Linked DNA regions of Homo sapiens: region 1 is linked to region 2. Evidence: chromatin loops called from intact Hi-C (ENCODE). Cell type or tissue: Caco-2. All regions are shown on one strand. Each heading gives the region's core, and the rest is flanking DNA. Links, peaks and the distances in the headings are about the cores only. Region 1 has its middle 58 kb from the start of ARHGAP42. Region 2 overlaps ARHGAP42 (Rho GTPase activating protein 42).

The links. A loop is a pair of places that touch in the nucleus more often than their neighbours do. Peaks named below come from ENCODE experiments on the same cell type or tissue, not always from the same donor. Only the 100,000 strongest peaks of a DNase experiment are listed, where the experiment ranks them.
Region 1: it touches region 2 in a loop (10-fold over the local background); 4 of 110 quality-filtered maps call a loop at or near these places.

Annotation. Positions count from the first base shown.
Region 1 is chr11:100,623,283-100,635,454 of GRCh38, reverse strand. No RefSeq gene overlaps it. Among named protein-coding and RNA genes, the nearest start is that of ARHGAP42, 58 kb to the left of the region's middle. In Caco-2, for the core only: no CTCF peak of the experiment used is centred there; a DNase peak (open chromatin) is centred at 5,542.
Region 2 is chr11:100,926,541-100,938,712 of GRCh38, reverse strand. ARHGAP42 (Rho GTPase activating protein 42) reads right to left here. Exons shown (of 24, transcript NM_152432.4): 7 at 5,453-5,557; 8 at 2,381-2,510. SNORD13I (small nucleolar RNA, C/D box 13I) reads right to left here and starts at 4,439; the gene lies at 4,335-4,439. In Caco-2, for the core only: a CTCF peak has its summit at 6,008 (motif pointing right); no DNase peak of the experiment used is centred there.

The DNA of each region.
Region 1 (12,172 bases), core at 4,153-6,652, 300 kb after region 2:
GTCAGCAATAAGTCTTTCACTTTGCCACTGGCAAAGGTCAACAATGACTCGGCAATTTTTACCCCCACTGGGCTCTTTTCAGGGGTCCTCTGATTGCTACCCTTATTGCTGTTGCTCTGGCAGTCTTAGGAGACCCTCCACTCTCACCTGAATTCCTGATGCAGTTGTTACTTGGTGACCCTTGGCCCTTACTTTTCTCTCCAGCCTCCTCAGTTGGTGAGCTCTGTTCCTTGACATTGTGTTTCAGCTGCAAAGAACACCTCCAGACCCTCTGCTTGGAAAGTGCCCTTCTAGACCTTCCTCATGCCTGGCTGATGACACTGAGCAGTCAGCACTCTGCTTGGGTGTTCCTTCTCTGACACCTTTCCTGACACATGCAAGTGAAATCAGGGTGATACTGAAAATAGTAAATACAACAACTAGTACAGCATAGGCATTAGCCGATCAGAACACACACGAGGATGAAGCAACCTGATGTTCAATGTAACACGTTAGTTCTGAGTAGATTTGACCATCCTTGAGTGATGTGGCCACTGGTGCCAGCACACAATTTCTTGCACTTGCCTGTACCCAAGACCATCTTTCTCTGAGAGTGTAAGCCTCATGAGAGCATGGACCATATTTATTCATCTCTTTATCTCTAAAATGTAGACATAATATAGGCATACCGTTTCTTAACACTTATTAATATTAAATGTAAGAAATCTCAGAAAGAGCTGTTAGCAGGCTTGGCAGAAATAAAAATAGAGGAGGATATTTAAACATTTTACCAGCTAAGGAAACTGAGTATGACAGAGGTTAAGTAATTTGCCTATATTCCCACAGCTAGTATGTAGATTCAGAACCCAGAGTGCTTATCTCACTTTTGGGTCTTGGAGTCTCCATCCACTCTTGCATTGGGTGGAGTTAAGGGAGTGTGGCTGGGAGGAGTATGGGTTGCCACTGTCTCCTGTCCCCAACACACCGTGGCATTTTGACTAAATAATCTGGATCCTTCACTTACAGGTTCAGCCCACTCATTTCATCCTTTGTTCATTGTTCTTTCATTCCTTTGTCCATTGTTCTTTCATTCCTTCATCCCTCCTATCTTTTCTTTTTTCAATTCTTAACTGTTGTTTGAAACAAATTTACATAAAATAATGCTTGGAGATATGTTAAAGAAAAAAGTGAATGTAGGAATTCAAACAAATACTTAGGCACCAGTGTTCATAGCATTATTCACAGTAGCTAAAAGCTGGAAATAACCCAAATGTGTATCAACAGATGAATAAACAAAATGTATACATTCAATGGAATGTTATTCAGCCATAAAAGGCATGAAATTCTGATGTATACTACAATATGGATGATCCCCGAAAACATTATGCTAAGAGAAAGAAACCAAACACAAAGGGACAAATACTGTATAATTCCACTTACATGAGGTGCCTAGAATAGGCAAATTCACAGAGACAGAAGTAAATAGACGTTACCAAGAACTGGGGAAAGGCAGGTGTGGAGAGTTATTTAATGGGTGCAGTATAGAGCTTCTGTTTAGTTTGATGAAAAAGTTCTGGAAACAGATAGTGGTGATGATTGCATAGGAATATGAATGTATTTCACACCACTGAATCGTACTTAAAATGGTAAATTCTATGTTGTGTATATTTGGCCACAATTAAAATATAGTACTATAAGGCATATAATAAAACTAGCAGCCTCCCTGCAAACATCTTCTAGTTTCACTCTCTAGAGGTAACTAATTTTTGTTCTGTTTCCTTCTGGTATTCATCTTTGTATTTCTAAGTATTTTTATTTCGAATTCTTGATCACTCTTTGACAATATCTAATTATTTTCTGTTACTAAAAACAAGCACTTGGCTCCTCCTCTCCCCATTTCTGAGCCCCGTCCTCTCAATATTGTTTCTCTGTGTTTCTTTTTTCCGGTGTGATTTGGCCATTCTTCTTATGTTGGAACTTAAATTCTGCTGTTCAAGGACCAGTGTCACATGTTCTTGAGGTGACAGTCAGCCCCAGGTGCCCACTAAGTGGATGTGGCCCAGGCTACTTTGTTTTCTACTGGGTACATTTGTCCCTGGTTGGAATGCAACACTGCCCTAAATATCAACACACTTATCCGGGGCCCTGGCAGAATGCCAAGCTCAGAGAAATTCTCCGTCTTTCATAGCTAGACTCTAATGTGTGTATTTCCAACTGCTGGTTCTGGCTGGAGTCCTGCTTCCAACAGACTGATCTCTGAAACTCTCATGCTGCAGCCATGTGACTTCAATTGGTCTCACTACCTCGCCTGCTGCTGCAGTCTCCTCCCTGGAATGAGTCCTCACGGATATGGACAGTAGATAGAATCAAGGACAAGTTCACCATGTCTCTTTGTACTCTGTAATTAGGTTTATTGCTTTTCCAGCCTTCACTTCCCTAGTGCTTTCTGCCTTTCCTTTGGACTATGACACTGAAGTTCCAAAATAGCTCATCGCCAAGCCTTCCAATGTTTATGACAGAGAAACCTTTGGAACCAAGCCAAAATAAAGCAAAACAAAACAAAACAAAACTCCATCTTTTTCCAGAGATCCAAAGGGCAAAACTGAGAACTTGGATGAGGCTTGGGAGAGAAAATCATACATTCTCAAGAAAACACCGTGCCCTGAAGGTTAGGCTCTTGGAGGAAGTAGTTGACCAGAGCAGGACAAAATTATGTGCTAGCTAGAAGAAAAAGTGGGCAAAAATTCTGGATTTGAATCCTTGTCCTAAACTCTTTGGACTTCAGTTTTTTCCTCTGTAAAATAGTGATAATAATAACGTCCACTATACTTTTCTCACAGGGTTACTATAAAGAGCAAATGAAATAATATATGTGAAAGTATAGTAGCAGATGTGAATCTCAGTCCCAAATGTCAGGGGGCAAAGAAATACAACTTCATTTATTCATTGCAAGCTCCATTCTCTCCAATAGCAAAAACTTAATCTTAGTCACTTTAGAGTTCTTCTTCCTCCATTCCTTTGGTTGTACCTGAGTTCTTTGGAACTTATGTAATGAAATGCTTTCGGTATCTGGCTTGTTTGGTTCACTTCACAAATATCTGAAGACCTATTATGTGCAAGGCACTTAAACAAAAGATTTGCTCTTTTTCACAAGGAAGTATAGAATCCAGAGCTTTGCTCCTCTTTTTTGACTATACCTTAAATCCTTTAAGGCTCATCAAGACATCCAATTTCCTCTTGTAGAAAATTTCCCATGTTTTATCTTGCAGGCTATGCACTTCATAAGTATTTACTTCATACATAAAATGGGATGTGAATGGGGATTCAGACTTGTTCACTTCCTACTTTTATCGCTCATATGTGGTCAATCTGTTTGAGACCCATTTTATTTTTTAATGATCATTATGCCCCTTATGCATCTCAACAGAGGTGCAATCTTTTGGTATATATGGGAGAATTTCACAAATATATTTGTGATTTGTTAAGGCTGCCGTTATAAAGAAAGGAATATACATTAACAAATAAAGTTATACAGAAGCACGATTTCCAGGCAGTGCTCAAATTTTAGCAGTTTCCTATGGCTAGCAAGGGGCTTGTGTTCTGGGGTGACATTAAATATTCAATAAATGTACATTGAATGCAAGAATGAATAAAAGAAAAAGATAAAAAAGGAGGTGAGGTGAAATTCATATCAGCTAACTTGGCTATTTGCTAGTTTGATGGCAAGTGCCACTTTTAAATGATCCATCTTATGCCTGCCATCTTCCTACTCACCCCTCATGAAAAGTTGGCTCTCTTCAGAGTATCTGCTGAGTTCATTGTCTGAGACATAGTACTATTTTCTCCCTCTTCTGATCTGTTTTCCAGCCTGGACCACCTGCCTAGAACACCTTCCTGTCTTCTGCTCCACAGACAGCCTGCCCCATTCCTCAGCGAGCTCTTGGAATTGCACTGCACTAGAGGGGTGAAAACGCCTGCAGTGGCATTTCAGAAAGGGGAGGGTCCTGGAGTCCTAGGGGACAGCAAGGAGACCTTAATTTCATGCCTAAGATGAGTAGAGAGAGGAGCACTGGGGATTTGAGGGGAAGAGAGAGTGTGGCGGGCAAGTTACTGAATGTCCTTAAGCAGATCAAGAGGCTTTATCATTTAATCCACAGGTGACTGGGAATTTCCTGTAAGTTCCTCATGGAAACAGTCTAGTTGTGTGGGTTATTGTCTGCTTTATCTCTCACATGAGAAACAGAAGCCTGGCTACAGCTGCTCTCTCTTTTTCTCTTGTTGTTTATTATCCCACTGACCTTCTCATTTGTACATGTCACTGTCTGGATCAAAACATCTGTAGTAGCCCTCCATTCCCTAAATGCTATGTGTGTTGCGCATTCATGGCTCTGCTGAACCTGGACATTCCTAACCAGTGTGTCTTTAACTACCTACAGAACATGTGGGTGCTGCCAACTGACACAGTGAACCTTTGGCCTACCAGGCAGAACCTTGCCTCTGCGCCCTGATTCCTGCTATTTAAACTACTGAACACTTTCTCTTCTCAGTTTTCCACTTGCTAAGTTTTCCCTTCCCTTAAAAATTTCTCTCAAATTTGCCTATTCCCCAAATCTTGGTGATTTGTTTTCTGGGCTGGGTCATCTGCTTGGAACACCTTCAAACCAAATATCCCTGCACCTACCCTATTTAATTACCTGAGTCCTGATACCTATTGTAATGGCTTCCAAATTTTTTGAGTAAAACATTTTTTCCTTATTATAATAGTATCATATGCTTATTTTAGAAAAATTAGAAAATGAAGACAAGTGAAAAGAAGAAAATTGTAACACCTTTAATTTCATTATTTTATAACCTTCCTTCTCATGTCAGAACATTTCATGGATTCTCCAGAAAACAGTTGCACTTTTAGCATTTTGATTTAAAAATTGCATAATAAACACAAAGATACTGTGGTATCAGTAATTCTTTTAAATGAATTTATACTTTATTGTCATGATAATATCACCCTACTTTTGAAAAATATTATAGGAATTCATATATGACAAGGTAGATTGTCTAGATTGCATTTGAGTTTGGTAACACCCATTGCCAGGGCTCTCTTTGTGTTCTGAGTAGACAAGCTTCCTTCTTTTTTAATGGAACATTGTCATTCAGCTAGAAATCTGTAAATTCAAAAAGAAATAGATATTTAAATATACACATCTGTATAACATTTGCATAGCCATGCTTATATTTATAAACTTTTTATGGCTTATAATGTATATTATATATGCCATACTTATGTTATCTGTGTACAAGCCATGAGATCATCTGTTAACTTTTTTACATGCCCAGCCATAGAGTAGCAGAAGATGGTTAAAAAAAATTTAATATTTTTGCAAGGAATGTCTTGCATACTAAAAAGTGTTTATTCTGTTTTCCCTTGTCTCTGGCAGGCTGTGAAGCACTGTTCAAAATGCTCTTTTTTGGTGAAGTTGGGCCTATAGTCAGCTTATTCTCTCCATGGCAACCCACTGGGGACAGGCTGGGTCAGAGGTAGGCACCCAGACGTCATGTCCATCTGAGTCATCCAAGGGAGCTGAGAGGCAAAGAAGACAGAGCTATGGCTCTGGTGCTTTACCTTGGAGTGAAGGGGACACCCAGTGGAATAGCAAAGATGTGGCTCCAGTGAAAATTCAATCCAAACTTTGACTTTGGGGACATCATGACCACACTACCAAAAGTCAATCTGTGTTGCCTCAGGTTCTTCATGTTTGACCACTTTTTGGAGTTGTGTAGATTAATTTGAATGTCAGTAGGATAATAGAATAGTTACAGATATTAAAATAAAAATCTGTTATAATAGCAACCGAATGTCTCTCCATCTAGTGCCTATTGGGTTGTGGATAACAGTAAGAAAAAGCAAGTGAGAAAGTAAGAGAAGATGAATGTTAAACAGTGCTCTTAGCTCTGGGAAGGTAATCTGTAAAGCAGATAATAGAGAGTCTAATCCCTTACAGAGCTGCCTTCTTTCAGGTTTTCCCATTGCACGAATCGCTCAACAGGATTAAACTAATCACTTTTACAGTTCTATTAACATATTCAATCTGTGAAGTTACTATTGAAGCCCTAAGGAATAGCCTACTCAATCATTAAGTGCTCATGGCAGAAAAATCAATAATGAAGTTACCAAAAGCCCTTAACATTGTCATAAATAGCACATGATTATGTTCAGATGATCTGTTTAATTAATGCCAGTTTACCTTCTCTAACAGAAATAATTTTGGGTTTTTGAGACACATGGAGACCACCAAGAACAAGCTATTCTTTTCATTGGAAAAATTCTTCTCCCTTCTCTCTCCGGTCACAATATTATTTTGGTTCTCTTGAGTAACTCAGTGTCTTCAAAAGAAATTTATTCCATAGAAAATTAATTCCACAAGGTGATCCTTGAAAAATATTTTCTTTATCAAATGAATTTGGGAAATGCTGCATACTATATCCCTGTCTTAGAAATTTACAATGTATATGAATCTTAAATTTTTTCTAAGTTGAAGAAATCTGTTTAACTTTGTTCAGTAGCTCATTTCCAAAACTTACGTAATGAGATCATATTAAAAATATTTTACAGATTTTCCTACACCTGACCTGTAAATATGGTTGCCCCAGGGTTCCCACCTTTTTGTTTCTTTATTTTTTTATTTTATTTTATTTTATTTTTTTTTGAGATGGAATCTCTCTGTCACCCAGGCTGGAGTGCAGTGGCACAATCTTGGCTCACTGCAACCTCCACCTTCCAGGTTCAAGCAATTCTCCTGCCTCAGCCTCCCAAGTATCTGGGATTACAGGCACCCACCACCACACACAGCTGATTTTTGTATTTTTAGTACAGATGGGGTTTCACCATGTTGGCCAGGCTGGTCTCGAACTCCTGACCTCATGATCCGCCTGCCTCAGCCTCCCAAAGTGCTGAGATTACAAGCATGAGCTACCACACCCGGCCAGGGTTCCCACCTTTTGAAGCAATGAGTTTTGGTGCGTTAAGGGAAGGGTGGTGCAAATTAGAATGATAAAGACATTACTCTGTTTTGACTGTTAAATAATATTTTATTTTGGCCCCTAGGAAGGCAATAGTCTTGAGCAGCAGGCTTTGTTGAAAGTTAAGATTACTATAGGCCATAGTAGAGATATCTAAAGAGATGGTGGAACGTAGTCTTTGCCTTATGAAGGAAAGCCTGACCCTTCTGGATGGAGGAGTGGGAAGAAGATAGTTAAAGGGAAGAGGACAGATGGCCAGATATGTGTGGAATGGCTTCACTTTTAGGCTTAGAGCTTGTGGCGAAGGATTAGTAGATCGATAGGATGTGAGGAAAAGCCAAAGGAGAGGGTCTTTTGCCTCATTTTCTGGTCAGAACTCTGCGAGACCACCAATATGCTACAGTACCGACTAGAGGAGGGGTGGCATCAGAGTGAAAATCACAGTGTGGAGTGTTGGGGCAGACAGAGACTAAGTTAGTAGTTTTGAACCTCTTTTAGTTTCCAAATGGCATAGACAAGTCCTAGGAATTTTTATAAGACCTATGGGAGAGGAGGGAAATAGAAGAATAGATAGCCAGCAGGCCTCCTGCTGAAGATGAGTGAAGCAGGTCACTGCAGAAGGCAGAGGCAGGAGACTCTCCAGCCAGAGGTCCTAGTGAGGACATTGTAGGGGGGTCTCAGAGTTATCTTTACTACTGATGAGAGTAAGGTGAGGCTGAGTCAGCAAGAAAAGACCCCTGGGCTCTGCCTAAGCCAAGAGACTGGGTCTTGCACTGACCAGCTGCAGACATTCTCAGTGGCTGTTAGCAAGCTGACCAGTGCCCAGGCAGATGACGGACATATCTGAGATCAGAGAACCTAAAGGATAGTAAGAGAATCTCATGTTGCTCACTGCCATTAGGCATATAAAGTGTGGTGTCCTGCTAAATGTGTAGCCAGCTCTCTTTCTCTCTTTCTTTCTCTCCTCCTCTCGCAAAACAAAGTTCTGACTTACAGCATATGATAATTGCTGTGGAGTCAATACTGACACCATGCTTGATTTCCGGTTATCAGCATGTTAGTGAACACAGAGTTGGGAAGAGATGTGCATAAATGTCTCAGACTTCATGTAAACCCCAGTTTTTCACAAAACTTTTACCTGGCTGTCAAATTAAGAAGGGATGAGGGAGGAAGAAAAAGCCCAAAAGACTCAGATACATACTAGTTAATGTTACTCTTTCTGTCCCTACTCCTCCCAATGTAGTTAGTTTAATGGAAGCTTACAAAAAAGTTATATTGGAAAAACAAGTCTACATTAACTTTGCATATCTCTATGTAAAATTTTTTAACCCACTCCATTATTTAAGTACAGAACTGTTTTCCCCTCTGGGTTATCAATTTATGAATTATGACTTTAATAACTCTTTATCCTTCATTGATTTCTCTTCTGCTTACAAATTTGGGAACTCTTCAAGGCTCTGATTTTCTTTCTTTTTTTTCTGTTTTCCTTGGGTCTCTGTTATTGGTCTTCAACTATATGTTTTATTTTTTCTAAATTTGTGAGCCTATATCTCCAGTCTGACATCACCTTAAACGCTCAAATTCTCTCTTGTATATTTCTGTACAATTCTCTGTCTTATACATTTCTTATACAATTCTCTGTCATCCAATTAAACCAATATGTTCAGAATCAAATCTAGTTACTACTCTCAAATCAGTTCCCACTTTCCTAACTTAACCTTTTCACTATTCTTGGAATCATCCTTGTTCCCTCCTTTCACACTCACTTCTAAGCAATGTGTCTCTCACATTTTACCCTTATTTTCCATTTTCATTGCCTCAGCTGCAGTTTAAACATTCATGACCCCATTTCTAAATAACCATCCTAGACTCTGTGTATAATAATTTTTATTTTATTTATGTCTGCCGGGCGCAGTGGCTCATGCCTGTAATCCCAGCACTTTGGGAGGCCGAGGCAGGCGGATCACCTGAGGTTGGGAGTTCGAGCCCAGCCTGACCAACATGGATAAACCCTGTCTCTACTAAAAATACAAAATTAGCTGGCCATGGTGGCACATGCCTGTAATCCCAGCTACTCTGGAGGCGGAGGCAGGAGAGTCGCTCGAACTGGGGAGGCGGAGGTCGCAGTGAGTTGAGATCGTGCCACTGCACACCAGCCCTGGTGACAGAGCAAGACTCCATCTCAAAAATAAATAGATAAATAAAAATAAAAGGATATCTATCTTTTGTAAATAATAAAAATAGTTTATTACAAAAAATAGAAAATAGAGTTAGGACAAAGCCAAAAGCAACCAAACAAAAAAGCCAAAAATAAACAGAAATCCCACTGCCCACACATAACACTACTGTTAACCTCTTAGTCAATCTTAGTCCAGATATTCTGAGTGTGTGTGTGTGTGTGTGTGTGTATATGTGTGTGAGAGAGAGAGAGAAGAAGGGAGAGAGAGAAGGAGAGAGTGTATAAGAGTATATATTAATCACTTATAAAATATAATCCACATAGCACAACCATGGGATTATATTGCACATACTACAGTTAACCAGCTTTTACATTTAACAGGATAATGTGTCTGTTTTTCATGTTAAATATGCATTTAACAAACATGGGAACATATTATGCATATTATATTTAACCTTTTAAATTTAATAATATGTGAATATTTTTCATATCAAATTTACATTTAAGATTTTAACATCATATTCCACTAAATGGCCATACCATATACCATATTACATTTACTAATCCTTCATTAATGAATACTTAGCTGTTTTCAGTTTTGCACTGTGAGAAACATACATGCATATATATACACATCTTTTTGGGTGATGGAATTTTATACATACATAAACATATATACATACATTACATATATACATATATTACATATATACATACATTACATATATACACATATTACATATATACACATATTACATATATACACATATTACATATATACATATATTACATATATACACATATTACATATATACACATATTACATATATACACATATTACATATATACACATATTACATATATACATATATTACATATATACACACACATCTTTTTCGGTGATGGAATTTTTTATGCTTAGGTAAAATTTTCAATATTGAACACACATATACAAAGTCCCACATAGTGTGGGATGTAGTCAAGGGTGGGGTGAAAAGACAGTGAGGGCAAGCCCTGAGCTGCAGATCTGAGTGTGGGAGCTCGGTGTCAGGTTTCATGCGGCTGCGTTCCAGCACAGACCACAGAGGGGAATGAGAATTTGAAATTACAACTTTGCCTTTTAGGTCCCCAGAAGGTTATATTTTAAAAGGTTAAAAAGAAGAAGAAGGAGGAGGAGAAAGAAAACAACACCAGCCTAGAGGTTGCCTAATCTGTTCTTGAACACTTGGAATAGCAAGGAGTTCACAATTTTTCCAAAATTTTCCATTCTGTTTGTGCCTGTCCTTAACATTTGCAGGGCCCAGGTCAAGAGGCCCACATACCCACATACTATGTGCCTAAATATTTACAATACATTCTTCAAGCTAAAAATAAAGTTATGCTTTCTTTCAACTCTTGGCTCCATCCCATACTAGAAATTACCTTGAACATATGTGTGTGGCTATCTTGGCCCATAAGTCTGGGCTTTGTATATTCCTCTGTTGGGGACCCCCAGGCCTGGATGCCCATGTGTATTAGAAAGGATACTTGGAGACATGATTTGGGGGTTCGTACAAGGATAAAACTGTTTCTAACTGGTGGGATAGTTTCATGAAAGAAGGGCATTTAAAGTAATGACTCCCACAGGTGATAATGGGGAAGAAGGGAGAAAGTTTGTGTGAGGTGTGGGCAGAAGCAAAGAAACAAATACGTTCTGGTATGAATGAGAGCATTGTGAGAGTGATGAGAAAGCTGGTAGGAATTTTATGAGACAAGGATCATGTATTAGTCCATTTTCACACTGCTCTAAAGAACTGAGACTGGGTAATTTATAAAGTAAAGAGGTTTGACTCACAGTTCTGTATGGCTGGGGAGGCCTCAGGAAACTTACAATTATGGCAGAAAGGGAAGTAAGCACCTTCTTCACAAGGCAACAGGAGAGAGAGAGAGAAGCCATTAGATCTCATGAAAACTCAGTCACTATCAAGAGAACAGCATGGACTGGGGAATTGCCCCCATGATCCAATCACCTCCCACCAGGTCCCTCCCTCAAGACCTGGGGATTACAATTCTAGATGAGATTTGGGTTGGGATATAGAGCCAAACCATATCAGACCATAAGGACCATGATTGGCCAGGAGGATCTAAAATGATGTGTAAGGAGGTGGAAAATTATTCTTCAAGTAATGGTGAGTAATTGAAAGTTTTTGAGCATAAAAAAAATGATTGATTACATCTATGTTTTAGGCAGCTAAATATGGTAGCAAAATTAAAGGCGAATTGTAGGTGGTTGTGGACTGGTGAAGAAACAGAATAGTCCTTCAAATTTCCTGCTGCCAAGACCAGCTTGGTTGGGGAGACCCTAACCCAATGGTGCTAGAGGAATTAAAGACACACACACAGAAATATAGAGGTGTGAAGTGGGAAATCAGGGGTCTCACAGCCTTCGGAGCCAACAGCCCCCAACACAGATTTACCCACATATTTATTAACAGCAAACCAGTCATTAGCATTGTTTCTATAGATATTAAATTAACTAAAAGTATCTCTTAAGGGAAACGAAGGGATGGGCTGAATTATTTGCAGCAGGAACACGCCCTTAAGACACAGATCACTCATGCTTTTGTTTGTGGCTTAAGAATGTCTTCAAGTGGTTTTCCACCCTGGGCGGGCCAGGTGTTCCTTTCCCTCATTCCTGTAAAGCCACAACCTTCCAGCTTGGATGTAGGGTCATTATGGACATATCACAGTGCTGCAGAGATTTTGTTTATGGCCAGTTTTGGGGCCAGTTTATGGCCAGTCTTTGTGGGGCTTGCTCCCAACATCCTGCCTCTAAACTTTTCCTTACAATGTTCTCTCACAGTGCTGGGATGGAAGCTATTAGTTCCCAGGCACTCTGTAATGCACTGTGGGAAGACAGTGCATTATAGATGAGTTCAATGTTGGCTCCTAGATCTACCATCTTATAGCACATGTAGCAGAGAATTAGCAGTGAAATCACCAAAGACACTTGAAAGA
Region 2 (12,172 bases), core at 4,483-6,982:
ATCCCTTGGCAAAGGGAATAGGAGAAGATGATAGGTGGGAACAGACAGGAGGAAGGGATTATAATGAGGCAAGAAAGAACTTCTGAAGGTGATAAATATGTTCATTATGTTGTAGTGTGGTGATGGCTTCACAGGTGAATGAATGTGGCAAAATTTATCAAACTGTATGTTTTAAGCAGGTGCAATTAATTTATGCCAATTAGACCCAATAAAGCTATAAAAATAATGCAGCAGATGCAGATCAAATCAAGATGGAAATTGTCTTGGGGGAGGAAAAATATCAACAAAGAGAGTGCTAATAAGGAGAAATGAACTGTGAGACCCTCCAATTCAGACACTGCTAAGGGTCCATCAAAACAAGGACACAACCAAAGAAGCATTTTAGAAGGATCTGCGGGAAGCACTGTAGAAGACGCATTAGATGATGGGCAAGCCTGGAGGTAAAGGGTGAACAGTTAGGAGGTCACTGCAAGGGTCTCACCTGGGCGAAGGCAGTTGAGATGGAGAGAAGGTATGGAATCAAAGGATATCAAGAAGACAGAATAGACAGGTTTGTCCCAAGGCTACAGAGAAACACTGGTACTAAGGATGGATTGCCTTGACTTATGTAGCCTAGGAGAGTGAGGGGTGCCATTAAGAGAGATTAAAAAAAAAAAAATCAGAGAAGAGGTCAGTACCACAAAGGGCTTTATCATCAGTCTAGAATGACCCAGAGAAGTTAAGCATCTTAGAACAAAAGATACCATCATCAGGTAAGCGCATAAAACACTGCGCTTAGTCCATCCATGTAACCCCCAAATTATTGAAGGGCCTATGCTTATAGACTGACCCAAATGTCCAACAGCTTGACAATAGGTAGGCAAACCATGGTTCCAACCAGTGGGTGCACTCACTACCAAGTAGGACCGAATATGATATATTTGAAGATTATGTACAAAATAATATTGCAAGCTAATCTAAATCTTTCCTGTTTAGAATAAAATATTGTGTGCCCACAAAGATTTCAGCAAGTGTGTAACACCTAGAAAAGTATTCAAGAAATAAAACATAATCAGACCATAATGAATAAAAAATCCAAGGATGGTACCTCCTCTACCACTTTCACGTTTACTGCCCTCACTGGCAACAAATTCTTCCAGTTGGACAAATATTTTATTGGTAGAAAATGTGAGCTCCTCTCAATGTACTGTCACATGAAGGCTCTCAAACCTGTACAAAATCATTTAAATACTCAAAAATTTCCTTAGAGTCCTTTCCAGGCTTGTGTAAAAAACATAACAATAAAAAAAAAATAAAAATTTCCTTAGAGTCCTAAGTGAAATCTATATACCCTACTGACAAGCCAAGGGATTGGTAATTTTTCATGAACTGGGGGGAGGGTAAAAGCTACTTATTATGCGCTAACTATAGAGTACCCAGGCAGATCACTAGTTTTATCATGTTTAGATATGAAAACAGTAGACTGGCCAAGGTAGGTAGTTATGAGAGAGAAACATTCTAAAACCCAGATCTCTTGAGCCAGTGTTCCTCTATCATCAAGTCCATGCAGTAATAAATGTTTGCAGAGTCTGCTGGATCAAATCAAATTTGTGTGTGTCCTGCTCTCCAACAAATGAGCATCACTTAATCATGTTGCACATACAGTATATCAAAAGCCTTTCACATTGGTCCACGATGGGCTGGAAACTCACACACAACTGTTTCTTCACCAAAAACAGCACGAGAATGATGCCTTAGGGCATATCCGGTTTGAAAGCGTGAATGTAGTCAAAATAGTCCAACTAATTCCACTTAATGACAAGTAACATGCACAAAAAACTCCAGTTATACAAGTCCGAATGGCTTTTTAATATTTTTGTGAGAAAAATGTCCTTAGTGTGAGGCAATTATAATAGTGCTCTATTGGCTTTGGTACTTATTTCCGAACCTCAGGAAGTAAAGAGCGCCAATTTGACATTACCATGATTACCAATTATATGCCTGAAAACTGACAGGGCACAAAATTAAATAAAATAATGCTGCCAGAGGGTAAAACTATTATCACAGTCACCAGGATGATTCATGTCAGTAAAGGCTTTGGCTTGCAATTTTCCATGAAACTTTAAGTTGAGATTAAGTATCACAATTAAATGCTAAAACTGAACGCATGTTATGGTATGAGTGAAGACTGTAAGTCCCAAGTTCAACAATATGCCAACTTAGATATCCTGATGGCAAAATGCGGAAAAACGTCCTCACTTTGGTTGTGGTGGGGGGAAAGTAGATATAAAGCTATAAGAAATTTCAGTCCTCCTACTTGAAGGAAATACTACTAACCAAGTCACATCTCATGATCGTGGCTAAGTCATAAGAGACGTGAAATTATGTCTTTGTGACTCACGTTTCTCCTGGACATACAGATAGCCTTCCATCGTCCACTGGCTGGGTGGTCTGTAGTCCTGGTTAGCAGATTTCATCCTTTGCATCAACCGCTCTACCTCTTGTCGAGTACTTTCAAAATTATTCCTTGTCTTAAGTAAACAGAAACAATAATTTCAGTCATTATTTTCTACCAAGTTTCAGCAACATCCAGACTAATATTTTGTTTTGCTTTTATTTATTTTTGAGACAGAGTATCACTCTGTCAACCAGGTGCAATTATGGCTCACTGCAGCCTTGACCTCCAGGGCACAAGTGATCCTCCTGCCTCAGTCCCCACAAGCAGCTGGGACTGTAGGCACACACCACCACACTGGCTAATTTTTTGTAGAGATGGGGTCTTACATGTTTCCCAGGCTGGTCTCAAATTCCCGGGCTCAAGCAATTTGTTCACCTCCCAAAGTGCTGGGATTACAGGTGTGAGCCACCTGACCGGCCCAGAAAAATGTTTCAAAACTGCAAATTGCACAAAGATGACCTTGATTCTTCTGGCAGTATTCACCACATCTATGTCTTTGTGATGTTGGGTCCCAAGGTCTGAGTTGAACTGATTTAGTGAAAACTTGTCTGAATGACCTTCTGCATGTTTCTCTTTGAATCTCTCTCTCTCTCTCTCTGTGTGTGTGTGTGTGTGTGTGACCTTCTTCCTATTTTCACACTCTAACATTATTACTTAGGGGGTAAACTATGGCAATTAAAAAAATATAGGATGCACTACATAAAATTTGAATTCCCTAAATACCTAAGGTAAAAAACAGATACATAGGGACTTAGTTTCTTTTGAGGGAAAAAAACAAAATAAATTCATATACTTTTGATACATGTGGCATAGAACAAGTCAAGAAAAGAAGTTTGTTACCACAGTTCCAAAGGCTATTTTTGAAGAAACATCACGTAGCTTGGTTTACTAGCAAAGGTATTATTAAGAGGTGAGTGTATAAATTAACTCATAAAAATCAATAGGTTTCCAAGTTCTAACTTCTTCTGTTGCAAGAAATAGATTACTCACTTTAAATCAAGTTTATTTAAGCTATAGGAAGAATCAGACTTTTCTCTATGAATACCTCTTTTGCATTACCTCACAAATATGTTTCTGAAGATACAATAATCACTACCACCTAAATCTAAGGAGTTTATTCCCCATTTTAAAAAAAAAAAAATCTCAAAATTAGGAAAATTTTCTTGTCACTTTCACTATTTTTGTCTTTCAAACATAAGGGTCTAATTTTTTTTTCTCCAATTCCTTACTTCTCTCCTGTTCCTGAATCCTAGGAATCTTAATGTAATTTTATTTAATGTGGAAGTAAATCATAAAAATACGTCAGCTTTTATAATTTTCGCTTTTAATAGTAACTGTAAAAGCCTAAATACATTCCATATGGAAAAACAATAGAATGAATTAAAGGTGAAATTGATTCTGCTAGAAAATCTAAGTCAAATAAAAGCTAAAACTCAAAACACAAGGGAATAAATCCCCTTACATATTTCTTATGGGACATTCTAACTCTGTAGTTTTATTTACTGGACATTTCCACAACAGCAAGAACCAGATAAGCAGAAAAACATACACTTTGTAGAAAATTAAGTGAAGGTTTTCCAAATGATTTGGGCTATATAGTACTTGGCAGTCAGGGTTTCAGTTATAGTAAAACCTCAACAATTAAGACATCATTATTTGTCAGGTTTGATAATGTGAAATAGGTTGGCTCAACTTTTGGGTGTGTTTTTATTTCAATGCAAGTGTTGCTCAGCATTTGAACATCAGAATTTGTATAGCTATGCAATCAGAGACTAAAAGGATTCATTAGACAACTTTACAAAATAAATTCTGATAGAAATAGGTGGCCTGTATGGAAATAATTCTCACTTTTAAAAAATTTTTTATTTTGTATTTATTTTTTCTTATTTTTTTTTCAGGTTAGACGGGTAATATGCTGAGATTGTAACAAGGTTCAGAGGGTGGCATGTCTCACACACATGCGTGAACACCCAAACATCATGCCCATGAACTACAAAAGGATCTCTCACTTATGTTTTAAAGCAGTTATTTTGAATGCCTCGAAACCACATTCAAACCTGTTATTTGAAAATAATAAACAGCACATATTTTATATTCAATTTCAGAGAAAGATGAGATCTTTGTTATTAAAGTACAATCCTTCATTTCACAAATAAAGAAATTTTGCTGTCTTAAAAAAGAGACTTCTCAGGCTAGGCACGGTGGGTCACACCTGTAATCCCAGCACTTGGGAGGCCGTGGCGGGTGGATCACCTGAGGTCGGGAGTTCGAGACCAGCCTGACCAACATGGTGAAACCCCGTCTCTACTAAAAATACAAAATTAGCCAGGTGTAGTGGTGCATGCCTGTAATCCCAGCTATTTGGGAAGCTGAGGCAGGAGAATTGCTTGAACCCAGGAGGTGGAGGTTGCGGTGAGCCGAGATCATGCCATTGCACTCCAGCCTGGGTGACGAGCGAAGCTCCATCTTTAAAAAAAAAAAGACTTCTCTAAGGTCTTATTTCCTTATTTCCAGTATTTTCTTTTCTAGTTTTCTTGAGGTATAATTGACAAATAAAAATTGTATAGTTAACATGTACAATGTTATGTTTTAATACATGTATACATTATGAAATTACCACAATCAAGTTAATTAATATATCAATCACCACAGTTACCATCTGTGTATGCTGAGAACATTTAAGACCTAAACTCTCAATAAATTTCAAGTATTCAATACAGTGTTATTACCTAGAGCCACCATACTGCAAATTAGCTCTCCAAACTTACTCATCCTGCATCACCCAGTAAATTAACAAGAACACTGGATGAAGGCAAAAGTTAATAAACTTTCAGGTGTCTCCAACTGGGTAATATTTATTTTTATAAAATTTGCTAGTATAAATTTTTCTAACTAAGATTAGGGTTTTGTGGGTTGTATTTTCCACTAGCAGCTAGAAAAAAATTGTAATTAGTTGCCCTGTGAAATCAGATTTGCAGATTTGCTGAGAGACAGTAAGAACAGGTATACTCTTACATTCTGCAAGTTGAACTGCAGCTGTTGCTTATACGGTGCAAATTCCTGGGCAAGTTCATATCCCTCATGGTAAAAAGTAAATAAGCCCTGAAGAAATGACAAAAGCTGCAAAGATAAAGAGATAAAGAAACCATGAAAATGTGTTTTAATGATCATTTAATGATATAAAATAGGGAGAAAATTATATTTCATTATAATTCCTCAAACTAATACATTTTCAATGGCTTTGGCAAGGCAGGCAATAGATTTACGATTATAAAACAGAAACCACAAAAGGATTTTTATTTCCTTTTTGGTAGACAGTAATTTAACTTTTGAGGCTGATCAAGGACATTTGTCATGTTAACTATTCTGCTATTCAAATGCATTGAAGAAATATCCAGAAGAGACCACTAAGATAACGACTAAAGTATAATAGCATAGATCCCACCCTGGAAGAACTTCTAATCAAAACAAGGGGATAAAAGATGTGCAACGTAAGGAAGACCAAACCAGTAAATCACAGATAAGAAGTACCCAAGGGAAGGAATGAGAATTTGGCCAGATGAAATTAAGAAAAAGTATCACAAGGTGGCAGTACTGATTTGAGTATTGAATAGACAACATTTTAGCAAAGGAATGGAAAGAACATAAAACAGGGAAGTGGTGAGCAAAATCATTGAACTAGATAACACAGGTTTTTCATTTCAGAGAAAGTGAAATCTTTACAAAGTCATAATTTCTATGATCTTAACCTTCTAATCTCAAATTCATATGTGTATTTATGTTTTTATCCATAAATTAAGACAGGCTCTCCATGGAATTACAGGACACAGGTTATATGGAACGTTATATTGGAAAAAAAATTTAAGCATTTTCATTTCATTCACAGGGATTTTATTTCACAGACTTGTCTCCTAACCTAATCTTTCCCACAACCTCTTCCTGCAATAAAGTTAGAAAACATTTTTGAAAAGTCACTCATAATGTATCTGTAACTTATTATTTTAAATTAAGGAAGAAACACAATTTGAAACCATTTTCTCATGTAAATAACACGCAGCCACCTTCTCTGTCTGGGTAGGTAGGGAGGATTCAGCTAAGCATCAACTGGTTACATGTGCTATGATTTCCAACAGATAAACACTGGTTCTATCTGAAAACAATGACCTCATGCTTTTCTTCCTACAAACAAGTCAAGTTAATACAAAGTCATATTCATTTCAGAAAACATTTTCAAACCATTTTTGTTGTTATATTTTAAGGACCTTTCTTCTCTTGTTCAAACAGTCCTGATATTATACCAAAATGTAGCATTTGCCCTTTTATAATTATTTTACACTGTCAGTTTTACATCAACTAATACTTATTATCAAACCTAAATATTCAAGATTATCTTAAAATGATGCTATATTTGTCAAATTATCCAATAAAATATATAGTCTACCTGAATGCATATACTATGGCACAAACAAAACTGCAGCTTAAATTGGATCAAAAATACCTTTAATAAAGGTTTGCATGTTTAGATTTAGAGCCTTTCAGAGAGAAAAGAAAACATTTTTGAAATATATAAAACAGTAGTCTTCTGAACATCCAACTAACAGATTATGAAGTTGCTAAGGAAGTATTGTTTCATGTTTTACCATTTATAATTAATCCACAATTAAACTGTCTCATTACAAACTGGATGCTATACAAAGCAGGTGCTACTTTGAAATCATCATCAGTATAAAAGTTAATTAAACTTGTAAAGAAGATTTTAAGAATATCTGTGATAAATCTTTCTATAAAACAACGAATCCCCTGAGATCCAACTTTTCTAATATTCTTGGTTTCTAGAACATGGAAAAAAGACAAAACACACTGATATTTTCAGAAGCATGAAGTAAACCATTCAGAACTACACCTAGAACATTGCTAAAACTTCTAACAAATGGTCAATTATGATTCTTCAGCCACATAAGTTTCCAGTACATTCAAATTGCTATGCCATGGCTTGATGCTCCAGTCCTAAAGTACTAATACTAATCTGAAAACATGAAATCCAAAGCACTCCAAAATGCAAAATTTTTAGAGCACTGTCACGATACCACAAGTGAAAAAATTCCGCACCTGATACTTTTGCTTTCTGGTGGTTCAATATATACAAACTGTGCTTCATGCACAAAATTATTAAGAATATTGTATAAAATAAAATTATCTTCAAGCTATGTGTATGAGGTGTATAGGAAACATAATGACTTTCATGTTTAGACTTGGATCCAATTCCCAAGGTATCTCATTATGTCTACGCAAATATCCCAAAATATGAAAAAAATCGGAAACACTTCTAGTCCTAAGCATTTTGGATAAGGAATGTCAATGTGTATTCTATTTCAAAAGATTAGACATCTGGAGAAGATGCTGGGTGCGCTTCATGGAACTACCTGTGAGACACTCCCTCATGTGAAGGGCCACTTCATGCTTGCAGATTCACTGAACCACATGTGGGTCGTCCTAACCAAAACTCTTACGGACGTATTTTGACACAGATTTTGGTAAACCAATATTTCCCACTAAACTCTGCTTTTAAATTCTTAATCATGTTCTAAAAAATAAGATCCTGGTACCTTCATCTTATTCATATTATTCTATATCCTCAGCATTTTATATGCAGCCAACTTCAGTCAAGAGGAAAATAAACCCATTGGCAGCTTCTAGCAGAATTCAGATTCACTTAGTAGCAGACAAATACCTTTTAATCTCACAACGCATGCTGAGCACCCACTAGGAAATGTACAATCCTATGGAAGGCACATAAGAATTATATACAAAAAAATCATACACCTTTTCCTTTTTATTCCACATCTTTGGAAGCAGCATTTGGGTTTATTGAAGATTGCATTATGAAATACCTGCCTCTAGATGGCAGCAAAGTTAAACGTTTTTATCGGTTTGAACATATACTTGTTCATTTCATCCTCTACAAAATTCCAAGATGTGAAATGAAAGGAACTGAACAGGACAGCCTGAAAAGCTTTAAGAATTGCACTTCCCACATATCATTTTCTTTGGTGAATCTGCCTGAATGGCTGGGATGTGAGGGAAAAACTATGGTTTCAGTTTACCCTAAAGTAAATTTGACCTTTAAAATAATAACAGTAACCGTAATAACAACTACAAACTTCTAGATAGACGGAATAGGTTTGAATACTAAGAAAGTTCCTTTTATCACTGACGAAATCTCATATAGCACTTTATTATTCCCAAGGGTATAGAACCAAATTACTTGTCGCTCCAATAACCCAACCAGTTGGAAAAACTGATACCATACTTAACAGATAAATAATCTTTTAAAATAACCCCATTACAAGACAGAAAAGGAACAAATATTCAAAATTAAAAACTCGTGCTTCATGTACACTGTCATGAAAATTGAAAGAAAACTCACAGAATGGGAGAATATATTTACAAAAATCATTTATCCCATAAGGGGCTTGTATGCAGAATATATAAACAACTCATAATTAAATAATAAAAAGACAAATAACCTAGTTTAAAAATAGGCAAAGAAATTGAATAGGCATTTCTTGAAAGAAAATATATGAATGGTCAAAAAGCATTTGAAAGATTCTTATTAGTCATCAGAGAAATCGAAATCAAAACCACAGTGAAATCTAAGTTCAGCTCTCTAGGATAGCTAGACTCAAAAAGTGAGATAATAGCAAGTGTGTGTGAGGGACATGGAGAAACTGTATCCCTCATATATCACTGGTGGGAGTGTCAAGGGGTGCAGATATTTTGGTAGTTCGTCAGATGGTGAAACATACAGTTACCACATGACTCAGTAATTCCTCAAGAGAGAGAAAAACATGTATCTACACAAAAATTTGTACATGAACGTTTATAATAGGGGTCCCCAATCCCTGGGCTGCAGGCCAGTAAAGGTCATTTGTGGCCGGTTAGGAACCCAACTGCATGGCAGGAGGTGAGACCTGGGTGAGCTCTGCCTCCTATCAGATCAGTGCTGGCATTAGATTCTCATAGGAGAGTGAGGCCTATTGTGAACTGTGCCTGCGAGGGATCTAGGTTGCCTGCTCCTTATGAGAATCTAACTAATGCCTGATGATCTGAAGTGGAACAGGTTCATCCTGAAACCCTTCCCTCCTCACCAATTTTTTCATGGAAAAATAGTCTTCCATAAAACTGGTCTCTGGTGCCAAAAAGGTTGGGGACCGCTGGTTTATAACATTATTCATAATAGTGAAAAGGTACCTATCAACTAATATTTGGATAAGCAAAATGTGGTCTATCCATACAATAAAATGTTATTTGGCCCTAAAGGGAAATGAAGTATTGATGCATGCTTTCAGATGGATGAACCTCGAAAACCGCATCTGAGTAAAAGAAGTCAATCACCAAAGGGGCCACGTATTACACAATTTCATTTGTATGAAAGGCCCAGAGTAGGCAAATTAATAGAGACAGAAAATAATTAGTGGTGTTTCAGTATTAATGGTTGTGGGGTATACTGGGAATGATACCTAAAGGATGTGATGTTTATTTTTAAGGTGATGAAAATGCTTTAAATTTTTTTGTGGTGATCGTTGCACAGATCTGTGAATATACTAAAGTTCCATTGAATTGTATAGTTTAAATGAGTTGTCTGTATGGTATGTGAATTGTATCTTTATGACTTTTTTTTTTCTTTTTTGAGACAAGGTCTCACCCTTTCACCCAGGCTGGAGGATAGTGGCATGATTAGAGTTCACTGCAGTTTTGACTTCCCAGGCTCAAGTGATCCTCCCACCTCAGCCCCCAAGTAGCTAAGACTACAGGCGCATGACACCATGCCCAACTAATTTTTGTAGAGGTGGGGTTTTGCCATGTTGCAAAGACTGGTTTTGAACTCCTGGGCTCAAACAATCCTCCCGCCTCGGCCTCTCAACTTGCTGGGATTACAGGTGTGAGCAACCATGCCTGGCCTGAAGTTGTTTTTAAAAAATAAAAATAAATACTTCCCAAACACAAAGCACCATAAGGCACTATAAGAAATCAAAATGTTATATAGTTCCATCCTTCATATTTGGCCATCTAAACTTCTAAGAAGATTAGAAAAGTAGGGCAAAGTCAAGGCATCAATTTTCACACTGTAAAAGTGTCAGGCCTGTGAGTTAAATCTGTAGTCTTTGCAATTCCCTGCCTGGAGGAAACTTAGAGATAAACATCTTAAAGGATACCTTCAAAATGACTACAGATTGCTTTAAGTCTAATGCATAGATGTGCAAAGGAGTTCATGGCATGAAAACGAAAGCATATATAAATCGAATCAAATAAATAATGAGAAACTTGAAGATAAAAAGAGAGCCAAGAATGGAAAGTGGCCAGTCAATGCTGGCCTGGAAAAGACTACTTTTAAAATGGGAGGACAGAAGCACAAATGAATGAATGGACAATTACGTGCACTGATTAATAAAACAAAGCCGTGGCCATGCATCGCCTCAGCACTGAAAAGCGTCATTGGAATTCCTGAAAAGATGGATTTGTAAGCATTCAAGAGGATGGAATTCAGATGAAGAGGCCTGAGGTACACTTTCCTGGTAAAGGAACAGAGGCATTGACAATAGCCAGCTTATCTTTACAGCTCAATTGTAATAGAGAAAGTACTGTCACCAGCAAGCTGATAAAGCCCAGCAGAAGCTACATGATTGATTTCTACCAAACACATAGGATGCAGTTTTCTTACTTTTACAAAATTCTGTTCACTAAGTTCTATCACAAATTTCTAATTTTCAATAACAATACCCTGAACTTTAGATTTATCCAAGGACCATTACAGATTTTATTTTTACTTAAAAGTTTTGTTGTTAAATTTTTAAAGAATGAATGCCCTTAGATTTTAAACAGGATAGAAATTTAACCTTTAGTCCTACAGAGTTTCGAAAAACAATGATGCTAACCTTATTTTTTTCACTTTTACTAAATTAAAGCTAACTGATTACGTTGAAAAAGAAAAACACATCAAAATGTTAAACTTTCAAAAGCTGCTCATCTATATACTAGCTGATGGACTTTTAAAAAAGACTTAGCCAGTAGCATTTCAATCTCAAAATTATTTAAGCTTTTTAAATTTAGAGACTCTGAAAAGTATTTTATAGTATACGTCTTGATAATAACAAGCTATAACATGTTAGCAAATTAGGCAAATTTTCTTCAGCGAAAAAATTTAAATTGAATTTAGCAGTCCAAGGGAAGAGCATCAAAAGCACTATATTTTAGCTTATATATGATGATTTATTTTCATTTTCTGCATTAACTTTAAACATTAATACAGAAAGACTATAATGGACTCTAAAAGGAATACTGTAACATGAAAATGCTATTACAAAACTTACTCTAGGTGTATATTTAGAAGGCTAAAATTAAAATGTGTTTTTAAAAAAGCCACACAGGGCTTTAAAGCCACAACTAACAAAGGGATTCATAAATGTTGTTTTCATATCTAGCAATCATAGTACAGGTGAGGTACACACTGGCTGGTGCCTTATTGACGCTAATGAAGTACCAGGTACAAGAGCTTTGTGCATTACCTGTGTTGGTTGATCCTCACCGTGATCCTGGGAACTACACATTATTTTTGTCTTCAACATACAGATAAAAACCTGAGGCAGAGCATTTGTAAAGTGTGCCATATTTGCACAGCTGTAAGATGTGGAGCCAAATTCCATCTTATTCCAACTCGTTAAGCTATTATACTTT